Linked DNA regions of Homo sapiens: regions 2, 3 and 4 are each linked to region 1. Evidence: chromatin contacts called from ENCODE Hi-C or POLR2A ChIA-PET data. All regions are on one chromosome and are shown on one strand. The core of a region is the stretch at or near the end of the contact, and the rest is flanking DNA. Distances in the headings are between cores, read along the strand shown.

Region 1 (3,153 bases), core at 653-3,152:
CAAAGCTAATACAGGGCTATGTAAGTAACAGATTTTTTTCCTCCAAGATAATGCCAATATATATTTTATGAAATCAAAGGGCACATAAGGTGTGGATGACTGTATGTATATTCACCTAAAACAAGAAATCTTCATTTCTTTTAATTCTACTAGGTATCAGTATCAAACACGGTTACTGTGTTAGCCCCCAAACAACTCTTCACTGGGCCTCTTATTCATTTTTAACAATCAACCTATCTACCTGTCTATATCCCAGTTTATACATCTCTCTCTCCCTATATATATCTCTCTCCCTATATATATATATCTCCCTATATATATATATCTCTCCCTATATATATCTCCTTATATATATCCCAATTATATATCTCCTTATATATATATATCCCAATTATATATATCTCTCTCCCTATATATATATCCCAATTTATATATATACATATATTTTTTCAAAGTAGCAAGAAGAGAAGATTTGGAATATTCTCCACACAAACACCAAGTGTTTGAGGTACTGGCTATCCAATTACCCTGATTGATCATGACACACTGTATGCATGTGCCAGAATATCACATGTACCCTATAAATATGTACAAGTATAACAGATTTTGAAGTAAATATTGAGAGCTTTTAAAAATGCCACCACAGAGTTGTATTTGGTAAGTCCTACTTTATAAAATACTTAAGAAAACATATCATTTACGCTATGTGTCTCAAGGCAATTGCCAAATATATTTTATATGTTTACTCCCTAAACAATACCTATTGTTTATTTTCTCTACTAGTTCGTTCAAGAGGTACAGTGTTAGGAAGAAAAACTCTTAATGAAGCAGCAGGACCTACTCAGGGTGGTAAATGTCTTCAATTAGCTGGAGTGTGACGTGCCAACAGGGTATACCCTGGGGTTTAGTAACGCTAGAGAACTATCAATTACTAGTCACTCCAAAGGTATATAAAAATAAATTTAAGATACATTCCATTCCCAGAACTTTTCTAAAAAGATGAAGAACTTACGATTGCAGAACTCTTCAATATCTGACCATTGACTGCCCTTAAGGCAGATCACTGAGTCCTTCTCGCCAGGAATTTTCACAAAGCTTTCTTCACATTTGTACGTTATTACAGTATCCTCGGGAAAACTTGTACGGCCTTCCAAAGCTGGCTGGGCATTAGGTACATCTGGGGGAAGGCCACAGTCACCTAGGGAGACAAAAGCAGAACTGAAGGAAATGACTATCAAGTGTCCTCACAGTTGCTGTTTTCAAGACACAAGCCCCCTTGAAATGCCACACCTGAAAGAGATGACATGCAAGTTTGCAGCATCGTGTGCTCCACACGGCTGGACTCTGTCGAGAGTGGGGAACGGTCAGCGGTCTGGCCTCCCATCCTTTTAGACCAGCTTTTTGGGGGTTAAGGATACAGTCTCTTTGAGCCCTCCCTTTCGATTTTGCCAGGCTTGGCTGCTCCGCAAACCCAGCCGGGGCCTCTTTAACCCTCCACGCCGACCCCTAAAGCCAAGTCAGCTGGGGGCCGACACAGCAGGAGCCCCAAATGCTGGTGAGCGGCGAGAGCCTTAAAGGCACAGGACGGCGGGAACCACGACCGCGGGCCAAGCTCCCCACCTGCCAAGTCGCCGGCCCCTGTGCGTGTCTCAGAGACCGACTTGGACCTCCCACCCAGCCCAGGGGCTTCCCCGGCCGCCGGGCCCCTACTCACCCCACACGGCCGGCAGGCACAACAGCACCAGCAGCAGCAGCCGGGGCAGCTCCCCGAGGAGGGGCAGCGCCGCGGGCACGCTCGGCCGCGCGACGGTCATGGCGCGCCGGGTTAGAACAAGGACGCGCCGCCGGGACTCCGCCGAGTCGCAGCTACGCCCAGCGGCCGGAGCGAGTTGCAGTAAGCAGAAGCCTCGTGGCTCCGCAATACCAGTTAAATGAGTGCTTTGGGCGGGGTCTGGGCTGGGGCTCTGCGTCACCAAGGGTGGGACAAACAAGACGGGTGGAGTAGGGGTTTGTTGTGGTCAGAGGTGCGGTCAGAGGGCTCCGGCGTCATACGCCCCGGGGGCCCTAGACTCGGGGAGAGTGGGGAGGGGAAGGAGGAGGAGCTCGCTGGCAACACCCTCTGGGACTCACTCTCTCCACTGCTGGGTGGGGCCTGCGATGACCTGCCTTCTAGAAACCTAAATATCTCCTCGCTACGTAAACACAAACGGGGTGTAAACGGGAGAGGGGGAGGGGTGCTCAAGTATCGCAGGCCTTGCTGCCCGCACGTGAGTTCGTCTAAGCGGAGCATCCCCGCGCTTGAGTGCTGCCAAGGGGACCTGCAGGTGCGGTGGAGTTCGGGGGCTGAGACTCAGGCGCTGAGACGCGGTGCTCTACCCGCGTCTTGGGCCCTCTACTGGGAGGTCTGTCAAAGGCCAGCACGAGGGTGGGGAAATAACTAAGGAGGAAGGGCGTCATCTCCTAGAACACTCTCTAATGTGAAAACAGAGACCTGGGGAAACAGGTTGAATAACACAGTAGGGAGTGAACATTGTTCATGCCTTGTTCGGGTGGGAGTCATTTTCTTCACCCGGGTTCTCCTTATTTACGAAAGACACCACTTTGGGATTACTCCAGACTGACTGTAGAGAGAAATTCACCAGTGTGCGTGTGTGTATGTGTGTGTGTGTGTGTGTGTGTGTGTGTGCGCGCGCGCGCGCGCGCCTCGGGGCGGTGTGGGGTGGGATAACAATAAAAACAAACAGACCCCAAAACGCTGAATGGTGGTGGGGTGGATTTTAAGAGGAAGGCTTGTTACAAACCCTTTAGAATAAATAGCCTGAGGTTTGCAAGACTGGCCACACATTAGAATCACGTGGGGAGCTTATATATATATTTATATTTATATATTCATATATATTTATACATATATAAATATATATTCTTTAAGTTCTGGAATACATGTGCAGAACATGCAGGTTTGTTACATAGGTATACACGTGCCATGGTGGTTTGCTGCACCCATCAACCCAACATCTACATTAGGTATTTCTCCTAATGCTATCCCTCCCCTAACCCCCACCCTCCAACAGGCCCCCGTGTGTGATGTTCCCCTCCCTGTGTCTGTGTATTCTCATTGTTCAACTCCCACTTATGAGTAAGAACATGCAGTGT
Region 2 (3,052 bases), core at 128-2,627, 690 kb after region 1:
GGATCACTTCTCTGTTCTTTAACACTGTGGCTCCACCACTGTAAGGGAACACAAAAGACGGAGAGGATTTATTTAATCCACAAGATGGCCCTGAATAATGTATTTCATCTGCTACCAAGAACACGGATTTCCCAGTTACACACATCAGCATTTCATTGTATCATTTTACATGATACACTATGAATATAACAATGATGATGTTGCAGAGGAATAATTTTTTAACGTCTTTTAAAATATCCTGGAATATTCTGGTCACCTTAAAAACTGTTTTGTGAAATTCATTCTAGAGTTTTCTTTATAGATGTGTTATAAAAATATAAAGGGAAAAAAACCGCTACAAATATTTTTGGAATGCTCTTTTTAAAAACATGCTCACATTCTGATAGAATTATTTATATTTTTAACAGGGAATGGCTTCACCAACAGAAACCAAATATTCTGGATGTGACTGACCCTTTGCCATAAGCCTGATAAAACAAACCAGGATAGGCGTCCACATATATAAAGAAAAAGAAAACGTGCAAAATTGCCTAGTGACTAACAGCCAGAGGAAATTAACAAGAGTCTGCATGCAAATAAAGCGGGGAGCAAGGGTCTCTTCTCTCCATTTAGGTGTAAAATACAACGCAAGGTGGGGAATCTCTCAAAATAGGATCCGGAGAAAGCCGTACCCAGCATAGCCCATAACCTGTACATTCGAAGCTAGACCGCACCCCTCACAGCAAACCCCAAGAGTTCAGCCGTTGGTTATCCGCTCTAAGCAACAGGGCTTCTTTCCAAGGTATTGCTCCCGGGCTCCCCCCCTTTAATAAAAAGCCCCACAAAAAGTCCTAGATTTTCGTAATCCCTTAACATATACCCCGATCTAGGGTTTCAGAGGGAATCCAGGGGTGGAAATTCTTCTTGCTCTAACTCCGCTCTAGCCCCGTCCCCCGCGCCCGGTGAGACAGGGATGGGGGGAGGGGGCCCTGATAGAGAGGAGGTGGGGGCGGTCCCGGGGAGGCAGTCAGACCCCTGCCCTCGTCCCTCCTACTGAGGGCTCACTCTACCTCCTCCCCACCCCCAAGCTTCGCTTGCCAGCGCCAGCCGCTCCCTGTGGCGCCTCCAGCCCGTTACCCCGTGGCGCCGTTACCTCCGCTGCTGGGGCGGGAGCCCGGCCCCAGGCGGCCCCGCATCCTTCCGCCCAGGCCCACGAGCTGTGCCTCCCATCTCCTAGCTCGGGACCCCGCGCGGGGAGAGGCGCCAGTTGGGGGTCCGGTCGGCCACGCCACCTACGCCGGGACGGCTGCCTCCGCGGCGCGACGCTCCCACGGGTACTCTCGACCAGACACTGCAGCTCAGCGCACTTTCGCTCCCGACTGGCCCCGGCTGGGAAGTGGGGAGACGCAGCTCCAGGGGCGGGAGGGGGAGCGGTCTGGTCGCCTAGCAACCGCGGCACGCCCCCGGGAAACGCCTCGGCGCAGCTACGGGCTGACGCACAGGGGCGGGGCCCGTGGCCGGTAAAGGCCACGCGGCGCTCCTAGCGGGTGCTAGTACTGGCGCGGGAGGCGGGAGGTTGGAGGCGAGGAGCTCGCGGCCTAGGCTGTTTGGGTCCCTGGCGCGAGCTGTAGACGGAGAGAGGGGTCCGGAGAAGGAGGGGTGAAAGTAGCAGTTAGCCCGCGATCTCAGAAGGGCTGCCCGCCCCTCACGGTCCCTTAATAGCACGTTGCGTCCTGGAAGTTCTAAAACGTCCCGCTTCAATATGAATTTTAAATTAGTGAAAACATATGTGTATTGTTTTAGGCTTTCCCACCGCGGGGACGGCCCTCCGGGGGTTGGTGAGTTACATAAGAAAGCAATAATAATAAACCCATTTATTGACACGATGCTTCCATTTATGAACATTTGATCTCAGTAACGGAGGTACCCGACGACTTTCGTCTTTTACAGACTTAGCTGGGATGCAGAATAGAAGCTGGGCCTTTGTCTGACTACCCTGCAACAGTCAGCCACAGACGGGAAGGCAGCGCAGGAAACTGAGGCCAAAGGAGCCGCGCTTCCTCATGAGCATGAAGCGGCAAAGCCTGAACTAGAAGCTTCTAACGCCTAACCGTCCTCTTGCCGCACCAGGACCTACCTCTGCAAGGCCCTTCCTGACTTTTTCCTTAGAATGTGTGTATATGTGTCTTTTTCCTTTTCTGATGCTAAGACACCTCAGAAACACCAATGTTAAGCAGATTTCCATCGTTGGAGGTTAAAACACCCGAATACAAGTGTTTTCTTGAGTGTGGCATCTGGTCAGATGTTTTATGGGTTGGTTTGTTTTTAAAAAAAAAAAATTTCCTGTTAGATGGGTGGTAAGAACCAGTCAGAGTTTGTAAACCCACCAAGCACGAGGCGGTCGGACCGTCCAGATTCTGGAGTCCAGAAGACACCAAACGTTCTCAGAATGCCGAACGCGGGCGCCACCTGGTGGGACTAGAACGCTTATTGTCCCAAATCAGCATAGCACACAGTTCCCATAAATCTTAAAAATTCCCATCCAAGGCTCATTTCCGTGTGACTAAAAGTCATATTCTCTGTTCTCGTGACTCCAAGTAAAAATGTCCCTAAAGAGCCAAAGTATCTTCACTGTATAAACTAATAATCTATTGGTTTGGGGAATTTTATTTTTTGTGATCAATGTTACTTTAGCCTTTCTATGATATACATATAAATAAAAAAGTTTTCTTCCATGATGATTTTTTAAAGTTTATTTTATAAATAAACTTTTTCTTTTTGTCTCTCCCTTCCCCCACTTTGCAACCAGAGCAATTCTGCTTTCACAGGGGTTTGTATTTGGGCTCTTACGAAGCTTTTGTTTGAAGAAAGAGTTCCATGGCAACGCAAAGATTGGACGAGGTTACTGTTGAAGTCCCTTCCAGCTCTAAGATTGCAAAATTCTATTAAATAATCCCCGTTCTCAGTACTTATGTAGACACCTCAGACCACTTTACTGCCCTCCCTAAACAGTTGAATGAGACTTGCCCCCACATGATTTCTTACCTCATTCTGAATCACTGCTCGTGAGAGG
Region 3 (3,226 bases), core at 65-2,564, 550 kb after region 1:
ATGATACAGTAAATGTGCAGGAAACCTGCCTTATAAAGTAAATGCGTTCTCTCTCGTGCTGAGAAACTTATAAGATCCTGCTGGCGCTCTATACTTTATTGGCTAGGAGAAGTAAAGAAATGTCTGATTCGAGGTGAAGATGCTCCCCATGCCTTGCAGCAGGGAAATTTAAATTGCCTCTGCTTAGAGCGTTTCCAGACCTGAAAGACCAGTGGTTTAGGGAAGCACTCTACATGAGGGAAACCTGCATTAGAAGGAGCTTCTTAATCCCTGGGATCTTTCCAAGCTAAACTGGATGTCTACAGTGGGGAGAAAGAAAAGCAGAGAACAGGACATGAGGGGGGCTCAAGGCCCCGAAGGGTTGACATAGGTGTCCCTTAAAGCCGAATGTAGCTCCGCAGAAAGAAGACCAGGACTGAGTCAAGCTTCTGCTTTCCCTTCAAAATCGGCCAGATTTTTTAAATAACTTGACTCTGAGGAGGAGGACCTGATTTAAGTGATGGTCCCATCACTGTTGAATCCTCTGTTTTTAAAACTCCCCTTTTGATTTTTTTGGGCCAGAGCCAATTTTATTTAAAAAAAAAAATCTCTAAATGAAAGGGCATCAAAAAGACCGCATTTCAGTTATTTCCCCAAACCTCAAGTTCATTCTCCTTTTGTTCTTCCTGCAGCAAATGAAGGATCAGCTGGACAACTTGTTGTTAAAGGAGTCCTTGCTGGAGGACTTTAAGGTGAGAGCAGGGGCGGGGTGCTGGGGGAGTGTGCAGCATGATTAAGGGAAGGGAGACTCTGCTTCCTGATTGCAGGGAATTGGGTTTGTTTCCTTCGCTTTGAAAAGGAGAAGTGGGAAGATGTTAACTCAGCACATCCAGCAGCCAGAGGGTTTACAAAGGGCTCAGTCCCTTCGGGGAGGCTTCTGGTGAAGGAGGATCGCTAGAACCAAGCTGTCCTCTTAAGCTAGTTGCAGCAGCCCCTCCTCCCAGCCACCTCCGCCAATCTCTCACTCACCTTTGGCTCCTGCCCTTAGGGTTACCTGGGTTGCCAAGCCTTGTCTGAGATGATCCAGTTTTACCTGGAGGAGGTGATGCCCCAAGCTGAGAACCAAGACCCAGACATCAAGGCGCATGTGAACTCCCTGGGGGAGAACCTGAAGACCCTCAGGCTGAGGCTACGGCGCTGTGTAAGTAGCAGATCAGTTTTTTCCCTTGCAGCTGCCCCCAAAATACCATCTCCTACAGACCAGCAGGGACACTCACATCCACAGACACAGCAAAGACACAGACTGGCAGAGCTAGCTGTAAATGAGGAAAGACTCCTGGAGTCAGATCTCTTGCTCATTTCTCTTTGAGCAGGCGTTGGGGGTGGCTGCTAGGCATTTACATGTGAAATTTGCAAACAGCTTTCCTGTTATTTGTGAGTCATTTGTGGGTTATTAACTACTCCCCTCTCTCTTCATAAAAGGAGCCCAGAGCTTCAGTCAGGCCTCCACTGCCTCTTTGTAACTAGACCCTGGGCGGGGAGCTAAGGTTCCCAAGCAGAGGAAACATCATTCACCTCTTTTAATCTCAATGTTTTGAAAGCAAAGCTCTAAGAAGGGCCCAATTGACTGACAGGATTTCCCCTGGCATTTTAGAAGGGACAAGGGGGCTATTCATCCCCAGGCTAGTGTCTATGAGTAATTCCTCCAGGTAATTTATTTCTCCAACTGAAATGATGCCCTCACTACTAATGGTTTCCCCTGTTCTGTCACCAATATTGGAAAATCAGTTGGTGTCTATTTGTAGGACAAGGCTATGTGAAGGGTTTGGTCCCAGTAGCTTCCCTCCTCAGATGCTTAGAAGTGTTCCTCGGTGGCTGTGACTGACGGGGAGGAACAGGAGAGAGAGGCAGAAAAGGACAGGCTGAAGAATGCCTCGCTCAGCACTGCAGGAGATACTGTAGAGTTCTGGGGGAGGAAGGAATCCCAAGACCTGGGTTGTCATCCAAGCCTTGCAAACATCTTGGAGTGAGTCCTGGAGAAATACATTTAACTCCCAGGGCCATGGAAGCAGGGCTCAGTTCTCTCTGGGAGCTGTGAGGCAAGGCATTTGGATAAATCTGGCCTCCTCATGATGCCACCAGCTTGTCCCCTAAGTGTGATGGACATGGAGCTGGAAGCCAGGATCACCAACACTTTCTCTTTTCTTCCACAGCATCGATTTCTTCCCTGTGAAAACAAGAGCAAGGCCGTGGAGCAGGTGAAGAATGCCTTTAATAAGGTGAGCTTGGATGGTGGCAGAGAGGGTCTGCAGAGCACAACCCATGCCCACTCCCCAACCCCAAAGCATGGAAGGTGGTGGGGACTCAATAGGCCCCATTCTTCATTGGAGAGAGTGTGGGAACCTGACAGATGGTATGACCTGCTCAGCCAGTGAGGAGCTGCTGCCTTGATTGTATTTGTTTTCTGTTAAGTGTCTTTGGGGGTTTCTAAATGACTGCTCGCTGCCTTTGCAGGCTTGCGGGTTAGGCTGGCCGGCCAGCCTGTGAACACAGTGAGCTGCATGCTGGGGAGAGTGACAAAGGAAACAGAAAGTACAGAAAGTAGCTTGTTGGGAATCTAGGCTGAACCCACACGTGCAGGAAGCTGGCACATAAATGTGCACATACAAATACACCTGGGGGTTCAGCCCAGACTCCCCAGAACTCAGAATGAGCAGGAAGCTGGATTCTCACTTAACCTGGAGTTGGTTCAAGCCCGCTTTCCATCTGCCCTTCGCACCTGCGGAGGTGCCTGAGAATGTCAGTTCCCAAACGAAATGGGGTTTCACACTTCCAACTGTGCGTGAACTTTTTCAGTCTGATTTCCCAGAAACCGTGCGGCCTATGTCCTCCTCGTGGGCTGGGGACAGACACTGCACAGAGTGCCAACATCAGGGGGTGTGAATTTCTCATAGTAGGTCAGGGCGGCAGGGCAGGGCCTGCTCAGTGTGTTGGTGGGAGAACACAGACATTTAAAAGGCTCCCTCCTCTCCTCTCACCGTCTTGCTTTCGAAGCGCTTCCTCTAATGTCTTTTCATCAAACTCTGCATAATCATCATGTGAATACGTGACCTTTAAAATTGTTGAAAAGGCATCATTTTGAAGACAGTGCTTTGCAAAATGAATGCTCCCCTTGCTAGGGGGAGGCCTGGAGGAGATGAAGGTCAATGCACAGCCTTTCCCAAGGCAGCTAGGCCTATCCTCTGGT
Region 4 (3,085 bases), core at 292-2,791, 750 kb after region 1:
CCAGGAGTTCAAGGCTGCAGTGAGCCGTGATTGTGCCACTGCACTCCAGCCTAGGTGACAGAGCAAGACCCTGTCTCAAAAACAAAACAAACTTTATTTATGGAACCTGGCCATGTGCAGTAGTTTGCTCTATGCTGTTGTTTGTGCAGAGTCTCCTGCCTAGAACACTATTAGCCCTAGTTCCACCTTCTCTATGTAGTTTCCCAATGCAATTTCTCCAGTCTATAGCCATCTCTCCATCCTCTGCTCTCTTAATGTACCAGATCCCTGGCATTTTGATTCCCACATGGAGAAAGGTAATCACAGTTTTGTCCTGGTCTCTCTTTCTCCTGAATCATACTTCCTATGTTTCCTGTGTATTTCCTCACACCACCAGTTAATGGGCCTTTGTAACTTCACTCTCATTTCATGGACACTTTTCACAAGAAGACAAAGGCTTGGGCACTTCCTTGGATTTTGCTCACTTTACTCCATTCTGCAATGAGGAGGCAACAAAGCTGGCTGGGGTAGGGATGGAGGTAGACAGCTAGGCTCACCCCCTGGTTCTGTGACTCGCTCCCAAACACCAGCCCCATGGCCTCAAAGCCTCAGATTCCCATTGCAGCAAAAGTACAAATTACCATCGTCACAGATCTCTGCAGCTGCTGGCTAATGTTAAATCCATACTGCAAGAGCCTATAGAGGTGATTTCAGAGCCTGTGTGGCTACAGCTGGCATCTAATTATATGCTGCCTTTTATTGTTTAATGATTGTTTCACATGTTAATCCCATCTCCCCAGTGAGATGCTCTCTGGATGGAGGCAGACATTAGTTTGGTGCCTAAGCTTTTTGGCACCCCGCTTGGCTGAAACCTGGGCCAAACTTTAAGTAGGTGTCAGATAAATACCTGTTGATTGGGTGGCAGGGGAGGGCAAGACAGCCTGGGGAGTCTCAGGCCAGAGCCCACCCCAGACCCCTAGGTCCAGGAGCACCTCACACTCAGCTGCACCCTGAGGGTCTGATACCAAGAACACACACCAGGCTTTGGACTTTGGCGTTAGCCGTGTGGCTCAGCTCTTGGCAGCTAGCTGATGAGAACAAATGCAAGACCATCAAATGACCTGTGACGTCTGGGGAGCTACTTCCCCTCTCAGGGCCTCAGTTTCCTTATCTGTGAAATCATGAAGTGATACTGGAGAAGCTCTAAGGGCCCCTTCGCAGGACTAAGATTTTACACATAAGATAGGGTGGTGTTTTTTTCTCATCATTGCTTCCTCTTCTATTTCAGAGAATTGGGTGTGGAGATGGGGGCCTCTTGGAGGCTAGCTAGCATGGCTGAATGGCAGCAGGAATAACCAATCTAAAGGAGCACAAAGAACATTTCTAACCGCCACGACTTTACTTTTTCACTGCTCACCACTTTTCTCTATTGTCAGCAAGACTCTATCTTAGCCAAGCCCAAGCCGGTCTACGCATTCTTAACACACACAACTCAAGAAAACAAAACAAAAAATACCCCGGAAGCCATTCACCATGAGCCTTTGCCACATTTCCTCTTTCTCAGCTCTTAGCAAATCTGTCAGCAGCAATTCTTTCACCCCTTGGAAGGAAGCCATCTCCAGGCTTAAGTCAGGGAGGAAAGCCTCAGGCCCCTCCTACAGGAGAATGTCCATCTGCAGCTGCCTTCCACACCCCAAACACCCGGTGCTTCTGTTGTGCTTGCCCTAGATGGGAACGTCTGCAGGCAAGGGGCAGACACCCATCTATCTGGGCTGGATTTGAAATACCCTGCTCAATGTCCAAACCGCATTCAAAGGTGAGGTTAGGAGTTCAAGACCAGCCTGGGCAACATAATGAAACCCTGTCTCTTCTAAAAAAAAAAACAAAAACAAAAACAAAAAAATTATCCGTGCGCCTGTAATCCCAACTACTCGGGAGGCTAAGGCGGAAGAATCGCTTGAACCTGGGAGGCAGAGGTTGCATTGAGCCAAGATTGCGCCACTGCACTCCAGCCTGGATGACAGAGCGAGACTCCATCTCAAAAAAAAAAAAAAAAAAAAAAAAGTCATTGGTCCCTTTGTGATGGTCTCAACCAAATGAGAAAGAGGAATCCCTATGGGGCCTTACTGCAGGGCCCCCTCCCAGGTCTTCGAAGGCCTGTGTTCTGAAATGGACTCCACAGACCCACCACAGCAGTGAAGGGGTTGATTTCCACAGGTCCCTCTATGGCACTGTCCATTGTCCCAAAATTAAAAGGGTTGGGAACTCCTTAACTGTGTTCCCTAATAGGTTATTTGCAGCAGAGCAGGGAAGGGGCTTTATCATGGAGCTTCTGCTCCATGTGGAATTTGAGCAGCTCTGGTAGGGTGTATTAACAGAGCAGAGGGAAAAAAGAGGTGGCGGGTGGAGGTTGAGAATGGAAAGAGACTCAAGTCTCCAAAGACAAAAACGTAGAGCAGATGGTCAATGTCAACAGTCCGCCAGTAGTAACTGAATGAACTGCCTATGGGTGAGGATCGTGAAAGGCACCTTGAGAGATGACGCAGATGGGATGTGACCCTGTCCTTGGGAGTCTGCAGGTGACCTGAGAAGGGAAGACAGAGATGGATGCGCTGTGGCACACCAGAGCAAGTACAGTGTGATCTGGGACAAAAAGCCTCAAGCAGCACAGATCAGGCCACTCCCGCAGACTCCTCAGGTTGCCAGCATGCCCCAGAGTCTGGACACGGGGTCCCCTGCTCTTTGAGGTGACCATCTCAGTCTCTGCACAGCTCAGCTAGAGTGGGTTATACCAGGGAACAGTAGCTCCCTTACAGGGACCTAAGTTCAAGCCCCTGCAGAGCCTCATTATAATATTAAAAACCGACAGTAGTCAGGCACTGCCCTGAAGGGTTCAAGGTCCTGATCTCATTTAATCCCCTAAATAACAAGAAAGATGCTGTTACTCTTCACCATTAGACCATGCTGCCTTGCACGCTGGGCCACAGGTGGCCTGTGCTGGCCATGCCCTTGGTCTTCTGTGAACTTGATCAAGTCCACCTCACTAAGACTCCGATTTCTATTTTGTTTTTTTAAGAGATGGGGCTCTCACTATATTGCCCAGGCT

The links. Hi-C counts contacts between places; a loop is a spot of excess contacts on that map. ChIA-PET counts read pairs that join two places held with the same protein, here RNA polymerase II (POLR2A). Pooled maps may share reads with other maps.
Region 2: a map of naive thymus-derived CD4-positive, alpha-beta T cell shows a loop between it and region 1 (20-fold over the local background). The contact joins the promoter of DYRK3 here to the promoter of CD55 in region 1. A Hi-C loop is called at or near these places in 1 of 168 maps with a recorded cell type or tissue (naive thymus-derived CD4-positive, alpha-beta T cell), 1 of 37 single-sample maps with no recorded cell type and 9 of 50 pooled maps. POLR2A ChIA-PET finds 5 or more read pairs at or near these places in 1 of 52 experiments (PC-3).
Region 3: a pooled map shows a loop between it and region 1 (4-fold over the local background). The contact joins the promoter of IL19 here to the promoter of CD55 in region 1. A Hi-C loop is called at or near these places in 2 of 37 single-sample maps with no recorded cell type and 8 of 50 pooled maps.
Region 4: a map of CD8-positive, alpha-beta T cell shows a loop between it and region 1 (2.6-fold over the local background). The contact joins the enhancer-like site here to the promoter of CD55 in region 1. A Hi-C loop is called at or near these places in 1 of 168 maps with a recorded cell type or tissue (CD8-positive, alpha-beta T cell), 2 of 37 single-sample maps with no recorded cell type and 5 of 50 pooled maps. POLR2A ChIA-PET finds 5 or more read pairs at or near these places in 2 of 52 experiments (activated CD4-positive, alpha-beta T cell and activated naive CD4-positive, alpha-beta T cell).

Annotation. Positions count from the first base shown.
Region 1 is chr1:207,320,427-207,323,579 of GRCh38, reverse strand. It overlaps CD55 (CD55 molecule (Cromer blood group)), which reads right to left and starts at 1,902. Exons shown (of 10, transcript NM_000574.5): 1 at 1,715-1,902; 2 at 1,013-1,198. The coding sequence starts at 1,814. LOC107985251 (a long non-coding RNA gene) reads left to right here and starts at 1,451. Exons shown (of 3, transcript XR_007066838.1): 1 at 1,451-1,894. RefSeq lists a silencer at 1,627-1,706 and an enhancer at 2,267-2,476.
Region 2 is chr1:206,633,861-206,636,912 of GRCh38, reverse strand. DYRK3 (dual specificity tyrosine phosphorylation regulated kinase 3) reads right to left here and starts at 1,377. Exons shown (of 3, transcript NM_003582.4): 1 at 1,133-1,377. The coding sequence starts at 1,209. It overlaps DYRK3-AS1 (DYRK3 antisense RNA 1), which reads left to right and starts at 1,245. Exons shown (of 2, transcript NR_183645.1): 1 at 1,245-1,313; 2 at 1,930-2,717. RefSeq lists silencers at 938-1,047, 1,098-1,517.
Region 3 is chr1:206,768,861-206,772,086 of GRCh38, reverse strand. It overlaps IL19 (interleukin 19), which reads right to left and starts at 1,314. Exons shown (of 7, transcript NM_153758.5): 1 at 1,009-1,314. It overlaps IL10 (interleukin 10), which reads left to right. Exons shown (of 5, transcript NM_000572.3): 2 at 672-731; 3 at 1,028-1,180; 4 at 2,193-2,258. RefSeq lists enhancers at 964-1,153, 2,714-2,823.
Region 4 is chr1:206,573,812-206,576,896 of GRCh38, reverse strand. The region is part of intron 2 of RASSF5 (Ras association domain family member 5); the gene reads right to left. It also overlaps a transcript of EIF2D not described here. Among named protein-coding and RNA genes, the nearest start is that of EIF2D, 37 kb to the left of the region's middle. RefSeq lists an enhancer at 990-1,039. Within about 2 kb of position 1,541, at least 19 of the 41 ENCODE cell types and tissues checked have a DNase peak (open chromatin) inside an H3K27ac peak, as active enhancers do; they include CD8-positive, alpha-beta T cell, where a contact is called at or near this core.